Regions from separate parts of the Homo sapiens genome. Here region 2 is linked to region 1. Evidence: read pairs that join two places in POLR2A ChIA-PET (ENCODE). Cell type or tissue: A673. All regions are shown on one strand.

Region 1 (8,000 bases):
TTAGCCAATTTTTGTATTTTTAGTAGAGACGGGGTTTCACCATGTTGGCCTGACCTCCTGATCTGCCCGCCTTAGCCTCCCAAAGTGCTGGGATTACAGGCGTGAGCCACTGCACCCGTCCAGAAACTCCCCTTTTTAAAACCATGGGATCTCATGAGACATATTCACTATCATAAGAACAGCATGGGAAAGACCTGCCCACATGATTTAATTACCTACCACTGGGTCCCTCCCACAATGTGGAAATTGTGGGTGATACAATTCAAGATGAGATTTGGGTGGGGACACAATCAAACCATATCAGAAGTGTTAGTAAAATTTAATTCATTTGTAATTGTAGAATCTGGACTTATATTAATATTTATAATTGACATTTTAAAAATTTAAATATTTTAAATAATTTGAATATTAACAAAGAAAGAAATCCCTCAAACTGAAAAGACATTAAAACAAATGCCATAATTTTTTTATCAATTTGGAGACATAACTACAAATTAAAAATATAACATCTGACTAATATATTCACAGTGGTTTTGCAGAATAATTTTCGAAGATACATAGTTATCAGGAGGGAGTGATGGCTCATGCCTATAATTTCAGCACTTTTGGTTGCTGAGGGAGGAGGATTGTTTAAGGCCGGTAGTTCAAGATTAGACTGGGCAAGACCCTACCTCTACAAAAACAAAAATAATAATAATAACAATAATAATAATAATTGAATTATTATTTATCCAGGCATGGTGGTGTGCTCCTCTGGAGGCTGAGGCAGGAAGATCATTTGACCTTGGGAATTTGAGATTATAGTGAGCTAAAATTGTGCCACTTCACTTCAGCCTCAATGACAGTGCAAGCCACTGTCAAGAAAGAAAGAAAGAATGAAAGAAAGAAGGAAAGAAACAAAGAAACAAAGAAAGAGAAAGAAAGAAAGAAAGAAAGAAAGAAAGAAAGAAAGAAAGAAAGAAAGAAAAGTAGAAAGAAGAAAGAAAGAAAAAAGAAAGAGAGAAAGAAGAAAAAGAAAGAAAAACAGAAAGAAGGAAAGAAAGGGAGGAAGTGAGGAAGGAAGGAAAGAAGGAAGGAAGGAAGAGAGGGAGGGAGGGAGGAAGGAAGGAAAAATAATGCATGGTTGTCTTACAAATATAAAGATTTGTTTTAAAATATATTAATTAATGAGACAACTAGAAGATATTACAATTTAGTTGAAGGAGAAAGCAAAGAACCACATTTTTATATTCAGTGTTTATATCAATTTACATTGATTTCAGGAACACGCAAATCAATTTATAAAAACTGGGTTATTCATTGGGCAATAATCACTTGAATTTATTGGACAAAAGTAATGTGTATTAATATGTACAATAATTATTTGTATTTTTCTTAGTTTTGCAAAACAGCCTAGTCAAAAATTGCGCATCTCAATTGTATGAGATAAGCTCCAGAGGCTCCACCATTTCTTTTAAAAAAACAACCAGCAATCTTTTATGCGGATTCCAATTTCTTAATTTTTCTCTACGATTGGATGATATGTAAAGACAAAGTAATTAAATTACATTTAGAGTTTATTTAATGGTGTTACTCTTCCTATACAGTGCTGGTAGTTTTATTTTGAAACTGTCATATTGTAGTATAGAATACAATAAATAATAATATACTCATGTTCTTTAGAAACTTTTCAACATAAATATATACCAGTAGGAAGTAAATTGCATTATATAATATCTCTGTAGTCTTTAATATTTAAATTAGATTTATTAGTGTGATATTACGATTTTTCTTTCTCTCTCTCTCTCTCCATATATATATATATAATATATATATATATAAAATATATATTTGCTATCTATATTCACATAAAAGTCCTGGAAGCCTTAGCACTAAGGGCATAATGCAATCCAGTTAATTTCCTGGGAAAAAAGAACAAATACTTGGTAGGTATATAGTTCATTACAGTGGGCAGGAAATTAAAATATCCAAATACCACCTATATGTAACCACCTAAGTGAAAACATACCTTTAGATATAACTTAGCTTCAAATCAATAAAATAAAAAGGAGAATTGAAGGAAATGTTCTTTCTTTGGTATAGGACTTTAAATTTAACAATTTAAAAAGTGCCTGGTGCGGTGGCTCACTCCTGTAATCCCAGCACTTTGGGGGACCAAGGCCGGTGGATCACGAGGTCAAGAGATCAAGACCATCCTGGCTAATATGGTGAAACCCCATCTCTACTAAAAATACAAAAAATTAGCCAGACGTGGTGGCGGGTGCCTGTAGTCCCAGCTACTCGGGAGGCTGAGGCAGGAGAATCACTTGAACCCAGGAGGCGGAGGTTGCAGTGAGCCGAGATTGCACCACTGCACTTAGCCTGGCAACAGAGCGAGACTCTGTCTCAAAAAAAAAAGAAAAAAAAAAAAAAAAGAGGGACACAAATAGCAAATAGCAAATACAAAAAATACAAAAACATTAAAAACATTTTGTATTAGCTATCTATGTACTAATGTATTAGCATGCTGACTGGGTAATAGATGATACTATGCAATTATTTTAGTTTTCTTAGATGTCGTAATATCATTTTAATTACATAATGAAATGTTTTTTGAGATGCATAATGTAATATTTATGGATGTAAGCTTATAATGTCTTGAATTCACTTTAAAATAGTCTAACAACAAGAAGCTGCTGTAAGGGTGGATCAAACAAGCATGGCACAATGTGGATAGTTTTTGAAGTCGAGTGGTAAGTATGTAAGTGCTCATTGTGCTTTGGGGGTTTTGTGGTAAAAATTAAATGAAAATTAATGTGAATGTATTAATGAAAAAGTTCTTGTCAGAGAAACAAGAAACATGTTTCAAAATTTTTTTTCTGGTGTGCAATTCTGTATGATAAATACTATTCAATCCTTAAATATTGGAAAAATAAAACAGAACTTATCCAATACCCTGAGACAAAAGACCACCTAGTATATTCTTATTATTAAACAAAGAGAAATAAGCATAAATGCAAAAAATTAAAAATAAAAAAGAATTCTGTTCCGAATGTTCCAAAGTGAAGAGTGGAGAATTCTTCTATTTTAAGGAGGCATATACTCAGAAAAATGAAGTCCTGTGCCTTTCTTATTCTGAATCTTACATGTTGCAGCTTTTATCAGGAAGAATTATGATTGATAAATACTTTTATAGTTCGCTATTGATTTTAGTTATTTCAGTGTCCATTAAACATATGATGCATCTTGAATATTATTTCCACTAAGCTAACCTCGGTCATGTGGATGAAACAAGCAATCTTCCCTGTATTTGCACTCTAGAGACATACAGGCATAGGTAATGGTAATAATGAACATGGCTTTTTTTGTTTTGGTGACATTTAAGTCTATTAGAAATGCTCAATATATCTCATAGATCTTTTATACGAAACAGGCAAGGATTAAAAAATATTATAATTATTTTTCTATGTAGGATATTACTTTTGTTAATATTGTAGACACTTATCCACATATACAAAAATACAAACTGTAACTCTCAGTTCTTTAATGTTATCTGAAAAATCTCACTCAAAAGATAATTTTAAAAGTCTCTTCTAAGTTGTATTTTTAAAGAAAGGAATTCATATTGTTTCAGATATCAGTAAAACGATTCAATAAAGACTATATATTGAGAAGCCTGCAATTCTTATTAGCGAGGTCTTATAATCTCCTTAATTATTACATATATTTTATTCAAGATGCATGAAAATGAATATTCAGGGCAAGAAGTGGTCAAAATTTGCTTCATAGAGATCAAAGTAGATAGGATAGTTGAAAAAGTACATTCAGAAAATCTGTTCTTCTGTAATGCCTTAGACAGCCAGATTCAATAAATCTGTTTGCTTAAATAAATCTTTGGACTAACCTCCTACTCTTCCAAATAAGACTTAAACAAAATAACATTTCCTGTAGATTCAAGACAAAATACCATTTCCTGTAGCTATTTCAAGTTCCAAATGATTAATTAATCATTGAGTTTAAACACTCAGTCACTTTCCCACTGATAGAAAACCTTTCATCAGCATGCTCTATGTATCTGTCATCTCTCATTTTCACGTATAGGCTCAAATTTCTCTTCATCTTCTTATCCTTTACAGGAGGCTATTTTTTTCAAGAATAATATTCCAAGCTTGAAATACTTGGATGCAACAGTCCAATTAATCACTATATCCTACCTCCCACAAAGATTGCTCAAAGGATGAGAGGATAATTTATCAATGGCTTCTGCTTCCCATGTCACTCTCTGTACTGCACACCCCTCTGATGTAGTTAAGCAATTCTTTGAGCTTCAGTCATAATGTGGCTATGAGCTACATGAATTAGAATTTGACTTATTGAGTTCATAGTACTTGTAGGTATCATTGTAATGGCTTTGATACTCCAGTATCTTACTCCCTATATTTGCTAATTACTACTGTCTCTCTCCTTAGTGATTACAGGCTTCTTGAAAGCTGTAAAAATGTCTACTTCACCTGGTGGAATAAAGTGGTATAACAACACAGAAATTAGAAGGGCTTACTGCCTATGTGATATAAGCATATGATATATACTCAGTCAAGTTTCAAGGTGACAAATAATTTGACTCTGATATTACAATTTCTGTTATGTTGGGAGTCATTTGAGTAGGGTTTACCACAGATGTAAATATGGTTTAAGTCTTAATTTTACTGTAGAAAAAATATTTTCTTTGTTCTGGAAAATTCAGAACTTCAAAAAATTGCCCACTTTATATTCAATATGTAGTTTGTTAAGTTTCTCACAGCACCATAATGAAAGAGTCAAAAAGAGGCATAGAGGCTGACAGGTTAGCTTAAAAGAAAAGGCCAAGAGGCCATAACAGCAGAGAATAATAATGCTAATAACAGTGGATGCTTACAGGTAAGTGTCACAGAAATGGGCAAAGAAGACAGCAGCAGATCCTGGGGAAGGCTTCAGAATATTGTTTAAGACAAAACATCCCAGTTTTTGGAGAACGCTTATTTTCATGGTAGACTGAGGTGCACGTTATATTTAGCTGCTACATTTAGTTGCCATATAAAGCTCAAACCACCTGGTAACTTTTTTCTTGCTCAATATCCTGTGGCATTTGATAACACTTATTTGTGGAATATTTCTCCACAGACTTGTACTAACTTCAAGCCTCAAACACTAATTTCCCCTACTGAATTATCTCTGTAAATCACAATGACATCATAGTTACATTTAAATTGTGCTTTAAATCAAGAAATTATCAAAGAACCATGTTGTCAGAAAGAGTGGAAAAAACTGAACTTGCCATTTGTTGATGAAGAGGTGTTATTGCAAAGGCAACAAATTAAGAGAAAATATCTTTACTTGTTTAGAGACATTTTGATTGAAATAAAACATTGAACACAGTTAATATTTCCTGATAGTTTACAAAATCCTCTTGATATCACCGTTTGAATGTTTATATTTTACCTGAGGTTTAAAAATTTTATGCTATTTTTTCTCATAACAAATCTATGATATTAGTAATTTTTTATTACCATTTTACATATGAGAAAACTGAGGTAAAGTGAGTATAAATAAACTTGACTAAGATCATATAATTCATGCATCAACACCAAGATTCAAACTCACCAGAGTCTTGTTCTAAGAGTGCATGATTTTACACACTCCTTTATATCATATTTCTGATATAAATGTTGTCAAATACTATTCAGAATATCATTTCATAATTACATTTGTATGTTGCTTTAGGATCAAAAAATATGTTTTCAGGTGAGTGCCAATCCATATATTCACTGGGCTCATTTATTTATTAATCTGTAAAATAATTTTAGATAGCCTACTTCGTGTTAGCCATCGAGCTACACCCTGACAATACAAAAGTGAAACTACATATTGTCTATTCTCAAGTCCATAGAAGTAGATGAAACAGATGGTGTTTTCCACTGTTCATGATAAATACTGGAAATACATATTTTTTCTTTAGAATTTTCTTTGAGTTTATAGCACATAAGGGGCAACCAAAACATACTGCACACTTCTGCTTAGGTTAAAATTGATACTAGTGACAGTGTCAGGGAATCTGAAGAAATTTAATTTTTCTAAAAGATTACTGTGTAACTGAATGCTTTCTTTGGTATAAATTGTAAAAGTGGCCAATTATTATCCAACCCTGTAAACTATGACAGATTTATTTCCTGAGGGCTGTGGAGCTTATAGTCTTCCCCAGAAATATGCTTTTCTTCTATGCTGGGTATATGGATTGGTTTTGTGTCCTCACCCAAATCTCATCTCGAATTGTAATCCCCATAATCCCCCTGTGTCAACGGAGGAATCTATTGGGAGGTGATTGGATCATGGGGGCTGTTTCCTCCATGGTGGTCTCATGATACTGAGTGAGTTCTCATGAGATCTGATGGTTTTATAAATGTTTGACTGTTCCTCCTTCACACACTCTCTTGCCTGCCTCCATGTAAGATGTGCCTGCTTCCCCTTCCACCATGATTGTAAGTGTTCTGGGGCCTCCGCAGCCATAGAAAACTGTGAATCAATAAAACTCCCTTTTTTAAATCAATTACAAAGTCTCAGGCAGTTTTTTATAGCAGTGTGAGAAGAGACTAGTATAGTAAATTGGTACACAGGTAGAGTGTGGTACTGCTATAAAGATAATGTAAAAATATGGAAACAACTTTGGAACTGGGTAATGGGCAGAGATTGGAAGAGTTTGGGGAGCTAAGAAGAAGAAAGAAAGATATGGGAAAGTTTGGAACTTCCTAGAGACTTGTTGAATGGTTTTGATTAAAATGCTGATAGTTATGTGGACAATGAAGTCCAGACTGAGGCATGTCAGAGATCTTCACAGCAGCTCCTCTCATCACAGTCTCTGAGGCCTAGGAGTGTGGGAGATCAGTCAGTGGTGGGAGAAGCTACAGGGAAAGGAGCAGGCCTTCTGAAACGTCAGAAGTCTCTGCAAAGCTTTGCGTGAGAATAGCTGAAGGCAGCCGTTCTCTAACCCTGAGGCAAAGGGCAAGGAGTAGGTACAAGGGAGTGTAGGGGAATTTATTTTAAACAGGCCTGTTGACTTATGTTGACCAAGAACCGACCTTTGATCATCTTACTTGCAGATTGTGTTTGCTCCAGGCTTTTGGCATTATGTCTACACCAAATAAAAACAAGCAGCTCCAGTTTATCAGGGCTGCTGCACTTTGGCCACTAGAGCCAGTCAGATACCTAGCTGCTCTTACACTGCATACCTGTGTCTGAATACTCCTTTCATCAGTCACTTGGCCAGGGTCTGCAGGACAGACCTGGCATAGGAGGGAAAAATGGTTTAATGGGCAGGGCCTTGGACCCCGTTTCTCTGTGCAGCCTCAATCTTGATGCCATGTCTCCCAGCTGCTCTACCTCCAGCTGTGGCTAAAAGGGGCCACCTACAGCTCAGGGCATTGTTTCATAGGATGAAAACCTCAAGTCTTGGCAGCTTCCACATGGTGTTGGGCCTGCAGGTTCACATAAGTCAAGAATTGTGGTTTGGGAACTTCTGCCTAGATTTCAGAAGATGTAAGGAAATGCCTAGATGTCCAGGCAGAAGTCTTCTGCAGGGGAAGAGCCCTTATGGAGAACCTCTGCTAGAGCAATGGAGAAGAGTAATACGGTGTTGGAACCCCGACACAGAGTCACCACTGGGGCACTGCCTAGTGGAGCTGTGAGAAGATTGCCACCATTCTCCAAACCCCAGAATGGTAGATTCACCAATGACTTGTGCTGTGCACCTGCAAAAGCCACAGGCATTCAACGCCAGCCCTTGAGAGCAGCTGTGGGGGCTGAAGTCTGCAAAGCCACAGGGGTGGAGCTGCTGAAGGTGGTGGGAGTCCACCCTTTGCATCAGTGTGCCCCAGATGTGAGATATGGAGTCAAAGGAAATTATTTTGGAACTTTAAGATGTAATGATTGCCCCTCTTCTGGACTTGCATGGGGTCTGTATACCCTATGTCTTGGTCAATTTCTCTCAC
Region 2 (8,000 bases), 54 kb before region 1:
TACAGATCCTATGGTAGAGTAACATAACATGTAGAATCTTTTTTTTTTTTCAGTTTGGGCAGTGATCCTGTAATTTTTCTAGAGAAGTGACATTTAAGTTGAATGCTAAAAGATGAATAAAAATAACCATGTGGACAGTGGGAGGAAAAGCATACCAGAAAGATAAAACAGCATGTGGGAAAGCCTGAAAAGGAAAGGAGTTGGTACATTGTAGAAAGGTTTAAAATACCAGTGTGGTTATGGCATAGTGAGTAAGTGGAGGAGCTGCATTTGATGCCTATGGAGAACAATGCTGAACAAAAATCTGGGGAAAGCATGCAGATTAGCCTTCTCAATTCTAGAGTTAGACAGAAATTCTGTGTTTTAAATCTGACAGTACTTGTCTTTAGTTATATGACCCAGGGGCAAATGGTTTATTTATTTTTCTTGTGCCTATTTTCCTCATTTATAAAACAATAATATTATTTCCTATACAATATTAAGTAGCAGATTATTATGAAATATAAATTGTTCACTATGTACAGGAGATTTAGAATGGTTCCTGGCTTAAGATAAAAGCACAATATATATTAGTTAATTGTTGTTAGTTTTTTGCTTTAGTTCACTTTAAGGAATTTACTTTTCATTTTCAAAAGCATGTGCTGTCATCTGTAAGTTTAAAGTTGGAAAGTGACATTATATCATTGACATTTTGAAACATAACTTAGGCTGATCATAAAAATTGGATTGAAAGAAGGAATAGTGAAATCTGAAAGGCTATTTGGGAAACCAATGCAGTAATGGAGAGGAGAAATGATAGCGAATTAGCTAAGGCTAATAATCCAAGGGTTAGTGTAGTGAATGGGTACCAGTGGAGGAAAGTAAATTCATTTTAGATACATTTTGGTGACAATGAGTACTGAACTTGGTGAAGTATTAGTGAGAGGGAATAAAGAGAAGTGAATGCAAAAAAATCATTCCCAGGTACCTGGTTACTGGAAGCATGTTTATATAGATGAAAAAGAAGGCGGCAACTCAAGTTACATTTTCCACAAAATCATCTCTTTGAAATATGAACACCATAAAACTTATTCTCTTCTCTATGTTTGTTTTCAGTTGTAACCTATTCTCTTCTGTTTGTTTCTAAATGTGAGCTGACCTATTTTTCTACTACTTTTAATAACTTTAATTATCTATATTATTAGTATATGGTGTTCTTTCTAATTAGTGAATGATTGCTGTTATCTTTTCTCTTTTATTTGAAATATATTCATGACAAAAATAAGGAAAATGGTATGTACTTGAAAAAACAGGCATATAAAACTTTAACATATAGGTGTAACAATTGTTTTAGGCAATGAATTTTGTTTCCTGTAGCACTTCATACCTCACCTCAAACCAAGATGATCAGAAGCCTAGAAAAAGACAAACAGGAATGGATATAGAGGAAGACTGTGAAACACTTCCGGATACTGGATGCTGTCTTTTAGGAACCTAACTCTATTACCAGAAACTTCCCTCACAGAACTATAGGCTGTCTGTAGGTTTGGAAGAACATTAAAACAGTTGGATTCAATCAGGAAACAGAAACCACACAATAATCTGTATAGGCAAAGTTTAATATAAAAATTATTACTTCTAACAAAATATTTGATTAATGAGGGACTGGCTAGCATATTACTTAGGGTTCTTGAGAGAAAGAGAACCAATAGGACATATATAGAGAAAGACCGATTTATTTTAAGGGAATGGCTCATCAGATTCTGGAAGCTGGGAAATCCAAAATCAGTAAAGCAAACTAGCAGTCTGGAGATTCAGATAGGAGTAACTATTGCAGCCTTCAGTGTGAAGGTAGAAAACTAAGGCAGAATTTCTTTTGGAAACCTCAGGCTTTTCCTTTCAATACCTTCTACTAATTGGAAGTGGCCTACCAAAATCGTAGAAGTCTGCTTTACTTAAGGTCAACTAATTGCAACTGTTAGTTACATCTAAAGAATACTTCCATATCAACATCTAGAGTAGTGTTTGACTAAACAACTAGTCACCATAGTCTACCCAAGTTGGCACATAAAATTATCATGGTGAAGAAAGTATAGTAAAGAGAACTCTAAGAAATACAAGAATAGTAACTATAAGGAGAAGTCAGTACCACTTGAACTATGATAAAACAACTAAAAAAGAGAAATCCCTACACCAGGGTTGAGATTCAGACCTTGTTGAAGAATGAATTCCTCACTGGATGGCAGAGAAGTAGCTGTGTTATTGCACTCGTGAATCTTACAAGAAATCTGCCCTCTATGTTGCCACAGAAATCCATGTCACGTTGGACGCACTCCACTATGGAACTTCAAGACAGGGGAGCCAGGGAAGCTACTAGTCGTTGGATGTAGCTGACTGCCCTGGACTACAGGAGCTGGACACTGAAGGAGCCACCTGTGCTGCAGAAGCCTGATGCTGGAAAAAGTGCTCTCACAATGTTAGAGCCAGGTGCTGGAGAAAACTTGAACCCTGCTTGCATTAGCTGATAGAGAAGCTGCTCGTGCTGGAGAGCCAGCACTAGAAAACTTTCCACACTCTGTAGGATAAACTCCGAAGAAGACTTCTGTGTGCAGGAGTCTGCCAGGAACGCATAGGAACCAGGAATGGAGGCCTCGTCCTCCTGTATTGTCTCTGAGTTATGTTTTAAAATGTCAATGACATAATGTCACTTTCCAACTTTAAATTGAAAAAGGTTTCAATTTTTCCAGCTGACAAAAAAAATTAAAAAAGGATTTAAAGAGTCCGAGCCCTCTTTGCAATGATAAATGAATTAGGAGCTGAGATGAAATAAATGAAAATCCGTCACAATTGTGTGTGGTGTCTTGTGGAGTCTATTTCATACAAGAAGATCTAAAGCTGGAGGAGCAAATTTGATAAAGGGCTGCAGTAAAATTGGATAAGCAAACATGTGCCTTCTAGTTCTGCCCTCACATCCATATAATGTATAATGAAGCTGTCTATGGGAGAGGTGTCAAAGAACATCAAAAATGAGGATGTCATTAAAAGTGGATCTGTATTCAAAAATATTGCTGCAGGCAGGTACGAAGAGCCAAAAATCATTAAGCTAGAAGAACTAATTGTCTTTCAAAAGTAGATCATCTGACAGAGTTAGAAAATGCATGGTAAAAGTTGCACTAGTACTCACTCCTTAATTCTAGGTCATGGTCTTGAACTTCTTACCACAGGACCAAAGGAAACTGCTTTAAATTTACTGTAGCTACAGAGGAATCCTATTAGTGGGGGATCATTCTCAACAAGTCTAGCAAATTGGGCAGTCCCACAGGAATAAGTACAGGAATAGAACATATTTTGAAATTTACTTTTTGCATAGCCTAACATTTTACAGCAGGTGGGGTCGTGGGACTTCAGCATTTTATGCTGAAGACAACAAAGGAATACAATCCAAAACAATGGAAAGCTCCAGTCCCTATATCAACATAATTTCACTGGAAAATCTTATAGACAATGTTGGCTTTCTTTTCCTCTGACAGCTCTGCTAGTATAAAGATATTGGTTATATTCAGCTAGCACAGAAAACATGCATATAATTGAATTTTTGTAGAATATTTTAAAATTTTATGAAACCCAAGCAATGGATTTCTATAATTCCTCTCTCTAAGAGAATTGAGTAAATTAAGCATTTCCTATGGTTCGTCTTGGTATTTGCATAACTTGTCACATCAGGTATTTAAAGTTCCTGCCACCTGAGGATTAACTGCACAATTACCAGTGACATTAATCTATTATTTAGAGAAACACTAGAAAATCTTTTACTACAACCATACTTCTATGCTCCTGCACGATACAGTGGTTTATCCTTTTGCAAAACTAAATGTGAATTCAGCATTACTTGCCTTATGGAATTAAGAAACTTTACTAAACTTTACTAAAGTCTTCTATATTTTAGTTTAAGTGTTTGCTTTATGGATGAGAAATGCTGGTATTTTAAATAATATTTGGCAGGCTTTTCTTTAAGTGGAACGTAGATTTTCTTTTTTTCTCTCTTTCTCTATGCTCTCTCTAGATATTTTTTATTCGTCAAAACACTCTAGTTGTAATAGATCTGAAATTATGCTCATTGAGGTAACACAGGGTGGATGGAGTGGGAGATGGATCTTGGCATCACTCAGCAGCATACAGCATAGAGTGCAGATGGGACAATATAATACAGAGGAGCAGTCTTAAAAGCCAGCACTCAATGATCTATTTTTCTTTTGCCCAGATTTTGGTTACAAAATGAGTTTACATTCATGTGATTGTTTTTAGTTCTAATATTCTATGTTTTTAGTGATTAAATGTTGTTATTCTAGTGTAAAGATGGAGAAACAGCAGCACTAAGAAATTAGTAACTTCCAATAAATGGTACTGCTTTTTGATACTTAGTGTATGGGATAATATAAGAATTAAAATAACAAAGATTTTGACCCAAATAAAGGTGGAATATAGGAGATCAGAAAGTAACATCTTGAGCATTTTGATGAAGAAAGCTTTCTGCATTATCAGTATTATTAATATTAAACCCACAACTGCTACTGTCCATAAACCTGGAAAGTCTTCTTTCTAGTCTTTGAACATATAGTAATAGTATTCTCCTACTTTCTCTTGAAACAGCAATTGCTCTGCTGTATATATGACAATTTTCCAGTAACAAATAATATGCATTAATTGAGTAAAGGAATCTGGACTCATTCAATTCAAGAGAAAAGAATTTATTGAGACTTTGCAGAGAGACTCCTTGGCTCTAGATATTTTAAGTCTCCTCTGCTGCGCAGCCAAGTATCACTGCCATTATCTCCAAGACAATACACCCTCCCTCCCTTCCTCCCTCCCTCCCTCCCTTCCTTCCTTCCTTCCTCGTTTCCTTCCTTCCTTCCTTCCTTCCTTCCTTCCTTCCTTCCTTCCTTCCTCGTTTCTTTCCTTCCTTCCTTCCTTCCTTCCTTTCTGCCTCCTTCCCTTCCTCCCTCCATTCTTTCCTTCATTTTCTATCTTTTTTATCTTTCTTTTTGTTTATTTTAATCAAGCCCTTTCTTAAAGCTCTATTTCTAAGCTTCTGATTGATGAAGAGCCAGAACTTTTAAAAAATTATTCTGCCAGTTTTATAAAAGCTAAGATGAAAACACCTTCAATTATTTTTATTCCAGTATCTGAAACCCTAGTAGAATTTGATGCCCACACTCTGAAATTTCTGCTTTACATTCTTTATATATCCCACACAAATATTATGATTTCACCCATATAATATAACTCAAAGGATATGGTTAACACAAAATATGCATTGTTCATAAGCCACAAAGCCCAGAAATTTCAATAAATTAAGTGTTCTCTTAGTCACTATATTTACAATGCTTACCTCCAAGTTTCCCAGTGGTTTCTTAGCAAAATATTAATTCTCTGAACTGCTTTTTGAAAAAAAGTTTCTGTAGATAAATAATTTTGAAGAAAAACCCTGCCATATCCTCCTCTGGAGATTTGTAATACATATTAATGTTTCTGACAAATACTAATACAAAGATGTTTCCTCGCAAACATATTTGACTATAGAATTATTTTATTGTTAATGTATATAAATAATTCACAGATAACTTCTTAAAATCTATTATCTTATTTGATTCTTATCAAATATGGCTAATATTGCAACCCTTTTACAGATGGAGAGTGGAATTAATAGATATCTCATAAGTCTTTTCAAGATGAATTTTAAAAAGTGGAAAGAGGTAGAATTTGAATCTTGATATGTGTAGTTTTTATCTCATAAAATTTCCCCAAAGTGAACAGAAGCTACGATGATTACATGAAACTCAAATGTAAGTAATTTCTTATTTTTCTATGAGCAGGTTTTGTGAATAACTCTGGCTCTGAATATTCATTGGTTCCTCCTCTCTATGCCAGGCTCACACCTCTCCCTCACTGCATTTCCAGCGAAGAAGCTTTGCTAATCTAATTAGTGAAAGCCTATCACATTCTTTGAGCTGAGTTTAATAGTAGGATATGATATTATTTGTTAAAAGAAAGGAGCAAACACTTCACCCTTTCTCACTAGTGTATTCTGGTTCTAGCTTCTAAGGCAGGCTTTGGTTTCTCGGGACAGTTCATTCAGGCATCCTTATCCATTCAGCTAGTTAAGTACAAAGCTCAGGGTCTACTCTATAGTCCTTGTCATCTCAAATTGAGGGAGAAGCCTTTATGTCATGAGCTCTGGCCAAACTATGGAGAAAAGCCCTGTACTGAGGGACAGTGAGGTATTTGTATGTACAGGTGTTAATAGAGTATTACCTATTTTATTTATTTTATTTGGTTACCTTTTATTTTATTACCTTTTGGCAGTTGCTTATTGTTGGAATGGTCACATTTAAGAAGGGCTAGTAGGATTTGAGGACCAGAAGCACATTTTAAAATCATATTGGTAAACAAGATCAACCTGAGCACATCCTTGCACTAGGCAATGTGATTCAGGATATGACAGAACTGGGAACTATAGTCATCATTATTAATAATGAATAGCTACTATCTGCTTACAATGTATGAGCCAACATGCTAGAAAATGTAAGCAAGTTATATCCATTTAATTCAGAGACTCTCAGCTCTCTGCCTATCAGGAGAGCTTTTATAATATGCTGGTATCCAGATAGCTTGAGTTGGGGAATGATTCACTTACATCGAAAATTATATTTAAAATAAATAAATTCACTTACAAGTAACTATGGTAAACTTACAAATAACTATGGTCATCTTTTGACTTACAAATCCTGAACATAGCTCCCATGCCTCATGGCTGAAGAAAATTAGTTACATTTATTGAAGGATTTACCCCAAATTGCTTTATATATCTTTAGTAAAAGTTAAATATGTATTTTCTATGGGTAACTATTACTGAGGTACTTAGATATTTTGATGATTACTGACCCGGGTCATACTTGAAACACTGCTAAAGATCTAGATTATATTTTTCCTGTTATAAAGCTCCTGAGCTTTCCAGTCTCTTATCAGCAACTTTTAAGTACTGAGATTTTACAATAAAAAGAAAAGTTGACATGGTTTTATTCACTCTGTTACTTACAAAATGCCAAGAGGGTTTCAAAGTCATTATAATTATTATTGTGAAGTGAAATAGGAATAGGCAATAAAATAAGATTTTATTGCTGCAGAAAAAAAAATTCAGCCTTCTGTAAACATCAGAAAAGTCCTACTATTCTTGCAACAAAAATTAAAAATAAAGTTACTGCCTCTGAAAAATATAACAGTAAACATATTACAGTATTCAGACCCCACATTTAAATAATATACTTTAGTATACAAGCCTCAAAGTAACAAGTACTTTACTTTTATGTAAATTGTTTCCTTCAAAGATATAAAGGTACTTTATATATGTTATTTGTATAGTCTCCTCATGTCGCATCTGAATTAACATAAAACATCACTCAGTTAAATATGTGTCATCTGTGTATTTAAATACAGATTCATGAATTAGAAACACAGGAAATTAATTTTTAAACTTCATTTATCAAACTGAAGGCTAGCAAATCAAAAATAATTATATGAATACAAGTGTATATCTAGGCTTCCAGATATTAGTTACATTAAACTCATTGCTAATCAAAAGCTGAATTTTAAAATATTAATCCCAAGAAGTAAAAATACACTTTAAATAACTTTTAGCGGATCAATTTATGAATATGGCTAGTTTAAAATATAAATTTACATATATCTATAGAACGAATTCAACTATTTCATTTTATAAAAATGTAAACATTTTTGGCTCAGCAATATATACTTTAAGTAAGCTTTTTAACTTTGAATATCAGTATTACATAAGTAAAGCATTGTCCTTGCATAACCATCATATTGACAAATGTATTAAGAAGCTGAGAATCATTTACTTTCCCTGGGCTGAGTCTCCATATTTGTCGAGTTATAGATTTTACTTAATTTCTGAGGTATAGATCAGTGCTAACAATGATGATCACAATTATAATATTTACACA

Evidence for each region. Peaks named below come from ENCODE experiments on the same cell type or tissue, not always from the same donor. Only the 100,000 strongest peaks of a DNase experiment are listed, where the experiment ranks them.
Region 2: POLR2A ChIA-PET joins it to region 1 with 6 read pairs; 4 of 35 experiments call an interaction of 5 or more read pairs at or near these places.

What each region holds. Positions count from the first base shown.
Region 1 is chr3:103,437,204-103,445,203 of GRCh38, reverse strand. No RefSeq gene overlaps it. Among named protein-coding and RNA genes, the nearest start is that of MIR548AB, 83 kb to the left of the region's middle. In A673, CTCF peaks have their summits at 4,285 and 4,484; a DNase peak (open chromatin) is centred at 4,473.
Region 2 is chr3:103,491,523-103,499,522 of GRCh38, reverse strand. No RefSeq gene overlaps it. Among named protein-coding and RNA genes, the nearest start is that of MIR548AB, 29 kb to the left of the region's middle. In A673, no CTCF peak of the experiment used is centred here; DNase peaks (open chromatin) are centred at 222, 3,322, 4,782, 5,962 and 2 weaker places; H3K27ac peaks cover 7,900 bases.